2 separate regions of the Homo sapiens genome follow, and region 1 is linked to region 2. A link is an interaction called in ENCODE POLR2A ChIA-PET data of the cell type or tissue named here. Cell type or tissue: CD4-positive, alpha-beta T cell. All regions are shown on one strand. Links, peaks and the distances in the headings refer to the core of each region. The heading gives the core; the rest is flanking DNA. Region 1 overlaps TIAL1 (TIA1 cytotoxic granule associated RNA binding protein like 1). Region 2 overlaps BAG3 (BAG cochaperone 3).

Evidence for each region. ChIA-PET counts read pairs that join two places held together with the same protein. Peaks named below come from ENCODE experiments on the same cell type or tissue, not always from the same donor. Only the 100,000 strongest peaks of a DNase experiment are listed, where the experiment ranks them.
Region 1: POLR2A ChIA-PET joins it to region 2 with 9 read pairs; 8 of 35 experiments call an interaction of 5 or more read pairs at or near these places.

The regions. Positions count from the first base shown.
Region 1 is chr10:119,571,542-119,574,456 of GRCh38, forward strand. It overlaps TIAL1 (TIA1 cytotoxic granule associated RNA binding protein like 1), which reads right to left. Exons shown (of 12, transcript NM_003252.4): 12 at 1,924-2,915. Among named protein-coding and RNA genes, the nearest start is that of TIAL1, 24 kb to the right of the region's middle. In CD4-positive, alpha-beta T cell, for the core only: no CTCF peak of the experiment used is centred there; no DNase peak of the experiment used is centred there.
Region 2 is chr10:119,662,797-119,665,711 of GRCh38, forward strand. The region is part of intron 1 of BAG3 (BAG cochaperone 3); the gene reads left to right. Among named protein-coding and RNA genes, the nearest start is that of BAG3, 13 kb to the left of the region's middle. In CD4-positive, alpha-beta T cell, for the core only: no CTCF peak of the experiment used is centred there; a DNase peak (open chromatin) is centred at 1,265; H3K4me3 peaks cover 1,087 bases; H3K27ac peaks cover 1,820 bases.

The DNA.
Region 1 (2,915 bases), core at 303-2,802, 91 kb before region 2:
GGACTCCAAATTAATAAATTTTAATATATTAATATTAAACAGAGCATGCATTTTTAGAAGGATGCAAATTTCTACTCCTTCATATCCAGAGATTAAATTCAGCAAAGCTAATGGACTTGTTAACACTTACACAGAACATGGAAATAGGTCCTGACTACATACATACTCCACATAACTACTGAAAACTTAAAACCCAGTTGCTTATTTCATGGCAACCTGGTAGAATAATTATGTAATAAACGACAATAAGAAAAAGCCACTTATCATATAGTCTAGTCTTTATTGAAAGACTTACTTCAACTGTTGTTTACAGCTTTGGCTTAAGTTGGCCATTTTAGCCTCTCACTGCCAGCAGACATAAAAATCAAGTGGGAATGGCACGGGGGTTGGGAGTGAAAATACTAGTAGAGAAATTATGAGAACAAAGAATATGGCAGTCAGTCAGAAACACATCACCAAAATAAATCTCAAAATAATTATGAAATAAAAAACATTTCCTTGCATGCCCAAAAAGTCTCTGCTGATGTTTTTGATGAACGGGGTGGGGAGCAACGATTCTTAGGCTTAAGTTGGATCAAGATAGCATTGGGTCATGTTATAAAATCATCTGTTAGCTCAACAGCCATACTTTTAATTAATTCATTTATTTTTTGAGATGGAGTCTCGCTCTGTCGCCCAGGCTGGAGTGCAGTGGCGCATTTTCAGCTCACTGCAACCTCCACCTCCCAGGTTCAATTCTCCTGCCTCAGCCTCCCAAGTCACTGGGACTACCAGCGCCCACCAGCACGCCCAGCTAATTTTTTTGTTATTTTTAGTAGAGATGGGGTTTCACCATGTTGGCTGGGCTGGTCTCAAACTCCTGACCTTAGGTGATCCACTACCCGCCTCAGCTTCCCAAAGTGCTGGGATTACAGGTGTGAACCACCATGCCCGGCAACAGTTGCACTTTTTTTTTTTTTGAGACGGAGTCTTGCTCTATTTCCCAGGGTGGAGTGCAATAGCACAATCTTGGCTCAGGGCAACCTCCGCCTCCTGGGTTCAAGAGATTCTCCTGCCTCAGCCTCCTGAGTAGTTGAGACTACAGGCACGGGCCACCACGCTTAATTTTGTATTTTTAGTGGAGACAGGGTTTCATCATGTTGGTCAGGCTGAGCCACTGCGCCCGGCCCAGTTGTAGTTTTTAAATGGTACATTTCATTTGGATAAGTAGCTTTGTATTTTAAAAACCACTTAATGGCCAGGTGCAGTGGCTCACGCCTGTAATCCCAGCACCTTGGGAGGCCGAGGTGGGTGGATCACGAGGTCAGGAGATTGAGACCATCCTGGCCAACATGGTGAAACCCTGTCTCTACTAAAAATACAAAAATTTACTAGACATGGTGGCATGCATCTGTAGTCCAGCTACTCGGGAGGCTGAGGCAGGAGAATAGCTTGAACCCAGGAGGCGGAGGTTGCGGTGAGCCGAGATTGCACCACTGCACTCCAGCCTGGCGACAGGGCAAGACTCCGTCTCAAAAAAAAAAAAAAAAAAAAGCCAGACACCGTGGCTCACGCTTGTAGTCCCAGCACTTTGGGAGACTGAGGCGGGCGGATCACGAGGTGAGGAGATCGAGACCATCCTGGCCAACATGGTGAAACCCCCATCTCTACTAAAAACACAAAAAAATTAGCTGGGCATGGTGGCACGTGACTGTAATCCCAGCTACTCAGGAGGCTGAGGCAGGAGAATCGCTTGAATCTGGGAAGCAGAGGTTGCGGTGAGCCAAGTTCTCATCACTACATGTACTCCAGCCTGGCGACAGAGCAAGACTCCATCTAAAAAAAAAAAAAAAAAAAAACCACTTAATATGAAATAACTTCCATTAACTGATCATGAAATTTTGCCCTCTTTCAGATTAAGATGAAGGACACTTCAGTCACATGTTTACTGTGGCAATATAACTAGTCTGGATAATTTTATTAAATCATAGAATATACAGTCAGGAAACACTACAGCTATATTTAGCTGTTAGTTATCTCAATAAGCTACTTAATTTACTGGCAGACCAAAACAGGCATACTAAGCATTTTTATCAATTAAAAAAAGTCTTCAGTTGTTCAAGTTTCACATATACTCATAAAATTTTTAACTCGGGGGCACAGTTAACATAATTTATTGAGTGTTCTCCCTATAAAATATAAATTAACTTTTCCAAAAACATTCCTCAAAGATACTATAAACAAAAGAAATAAGGGTATATTTTATAACAGAAGAGTGTAATAGATGACCATTATGGTAAAACTAAGGTGCCATAAAAAATTTGGCCCAGCTATGAATTTCAGACCCTATGAATTTTTATGTTGAATACATTTGGCTATATTGCTAAGTGGGAAAAGGAGGAAAGTAATACCAAAATTATTGTGACCACCAATTTATAAAATCATTATTTTAAAGCTAATCGTAAAACTTCAAATGTTTAGAAAACAGTAATTTGTGGGTACTAATCGCATCTTACTATGTAACTGTAAAAGGCTATTTTCTCTTTGGTGCCCAGGCCAGCATTTTGAATACATTGCCAAAACATTTGCACTCCCTAGCTCTGACAATTCAAATACATAGGATTTTATCTATTTTACATTCCTGTTTGATAGAAATTTGAGGCAAATTTTACCCACACAGCCTGAAAAATACCTTGAAAGCAAACCTCGGTCTTCTGCATCTTCCAATTGATTCCTTTACAAACTCTGCACACATACAACTTAAGCCTCTGCTCAGGCTTATTATACCATGCACACTGCCCACAAGGAAAAAAATTAATTGAAAATAAAAGCCACAACTCTGTGTACTATTTAAACTGAATATCCAATTATAAATTGGTACATTGAAGTGTCTAAATAAGATGTTTTTAGCAATCTTGTTAAAAAAATTCTTGGGC
Region 2 (2,915 bases), core at 325-2,824:
GAGGTCAGGAGATCGAGACCATCCTGGCCAATATAGTGAAACCCCGTCTCTACTAAAAACACACACAAATTAGCTGGGCATGGTGGCGGGCACCTGTAGTCCCAGCTACTCAGGAGGCTAAGGCAGGAGAGTGGCGTGAACGCGGGAGGCGGAGGTTGCAATGAGCCGAGATCGCGCCACTGCACTCCAGCCTAGGCGACAGAGCGAGACTCTGTCTCAAAAATAAAAATAAAATAAAGAGCACTGTACCATGGAGCCAAGATTGGGGCTCACAGAAGGTGCCCATTTTCGGGTTTCAGTGACCACTCAGTGTGCAGGGAGTCAGTTGTGGGTGGGTCAAGGTAGATTCTTCTCCACGGCTCTTTCATGAACATGTGCCTGGCGTACGCCTCTCTAGGCAGACACCTTGCAGGTGCCCAAGGGTTGTGGTTCCCACCCTGCTTTTAGGGCACAGGGTTGGGGGTTAGAGGCTTCCTTCTCTTCATTTGTTTTTGGTTTTGTTTTTTTGTTGTTGTTTTTTTAAGACAGAGTCTCACTCTGTCGCCCAGGCTGGAGTGCAGTGCTGCAATCTTGGCTCACTGCAACCTCTCACCCCTGGGTTCAAGCGATTCTCGTGCATCATCAACTTCCTAAGCAGCTGGGATTATGATGCCCACCGCCACGGCCAGCTAATTTTTGTATTTTTAGAAGAGACAGGGTTTTGTCATTTTGGACAGGCTGGTCTCAAACTCCTGGGAATGGATCTGACCTCAGATGATCCACCCGCCTCGGCCTCCCAAAGTGCTGGGATTACAGACATGAACCACCGGACCCGGGCCCTCCTCTTCATCTGGGACATGAAACTTTGGGGTGCTCTGAGTTCTGGCAGTTCTGATATGATTTGAGTGTAGTTAGGAGTAGTCGTTTTTAGATTTCTGTGACATTAACTTTTCCTTGTTTGGGGGCTTGTATAGCTGTTGAGAGCTTGAAGGGACTTTGGAAATCAGGCCACGCAGAGTGTCAGAGCTGAAAGGAACTTTCCATCATCGTTTTTCTCACTGCGGACCTTTAGGCTTCCTCACACACCTACGGAATCAGACCTACTTGGGTTGGGCTTAAGAGTCTGCAATGTTTGCATTTCCTGGGTGCTTCGATACCCCAAGTGCTGGAGAACCACTGCTTTCTAGAACATTTTTGGGCCTCCCCTTCATTTTGCAGCTGAGAAAACGAAAGTTCACAGAGGGCATGTGAGCCACTTCCGTAACACATGTATTTAGGGGCAGAGCCAGCGTTAGGACCAAGTGCAGCCTCTTCCGAGCTCTCCTGCTGTTCCCTCAGCGCCCATGTTGCTGCTAAAAACCACTAGTGCAGTTTAGACCTGCTCTTAAGCAAACGAGCCCAACAGCTCACCAAAGCTCAGAACCTGACCTCAGGCTTTCTCTAATCATAATATCTTGTACATAATAGGGCAAATTTTGACTCATCTGGGGTCATTTTTTTCCTGCTTTCTATCTTGGCCATCTCATGGAGTTGTTTGGTGCCCTGAGACATGCCTCAGATTTTTCAGATTTTTAATGCAATGCACAAACAAGGGGGCAGAATTAGCCAATTCATTTTATAAATTAATATAGTGAGATAAGCAGTGAGAGTCAGGACTGAGCCCCTGGGCTCTTCTTTCCTAATTGGATTTTGTATAATATGTGTTCCTGATGTCTTTAGCCGAGATAAGGATAATGAGCTCTGAGCTGCAGGCGGGCCCTGATGAGGTGGCCATGAGGATCAGCAGTCATCTGCTTGGTCACCGTGGTTGCATCCCAGTCCCTGTCCCATGATCACACAGAGCTGTCCCCCCAACTTTGAGGAGGCAGATTCCGAGCTCCCGCTTGAATCAGGAAGGGGCACATAGTAAGCCTTATCTGAGAGATGCTGGTGTAACCAAGAGGCATTATCTGGATGTGCTTGAACTTGAAAACACTTAGTAGACTGAAGAGACATGTTTTAGTCAGATTCTAGAATTATAAATATTACACATTTTTTCTTTTGATTCTTTTATTTACAAAATATCTCTCTTTGCTAGATTGTGTTGAAAACACCATAGAAGAGAGAAAGGGCAATTTAACTCTTCCAGGTGGTGTTTTTTGTGTGTGTGTGAGAGTTTTTTTGGCAGAGTTTCACTCTTGTAGCCCAGGCTAGAGTGCAATGGTGTGATCTTAGCTCACTGCAACCTCCGCCTCCAGCTTCAAGCGATTCTCCTGCCTCAGCCTCCCGAGTAGCTGGGATTACAGGCACCCGCCACCACACACAGCTAATTTTTGTTTGTGTGTGTGTGTGTGTGTGTGTGTGTGTGTGTGTATATATATATATATATATTTTTTTTTTTAGTTGGAGTCTTGCTCTGTCGCCCAGGCTGGAGTGCAGTGGTGCGATCTCGGCTCACTGCAAGCTCCACCTCCCGGGTTCACGCCATTCTCCTGCCTCAGCCTCCCGAGTAGCTGGGACTACAGGTGCCTGCCACCATGCCCAGCTAATTTTTTTTTTGTATTTTTAGTAGAGATGGGGTTTCACCGTGTTAGCCAGGATGGTCTCCATCTCCTGACCTCGTGATCCACCCACCTCAGCCTGCCAAAGTGCTGGGATTACAGGCGTGAGCCACCGCGCCCAGCCTAATTTTTGTATTTTTTTTAGTGAAGATGGGGTTTCATCACGTTGGCCAGGCTGGTCTTGAACTCCTGACCTCAGGTGATCCACCCGCCTCGGCCTCCCAAAGTGCTGAGATGACAGGTGTGAGCCACCACGCCTGGCCCAGGTGGTGTTTTTTACTTAGTAAAAGCGGAAGCATTTGCTGTTGTGACCCTAATGATAGTGGATGGGAACATTAGAATGTGGCATCAGCATTCCTGGCATAGACCTCATTACGGGTGGGAGTTTCATTTTTC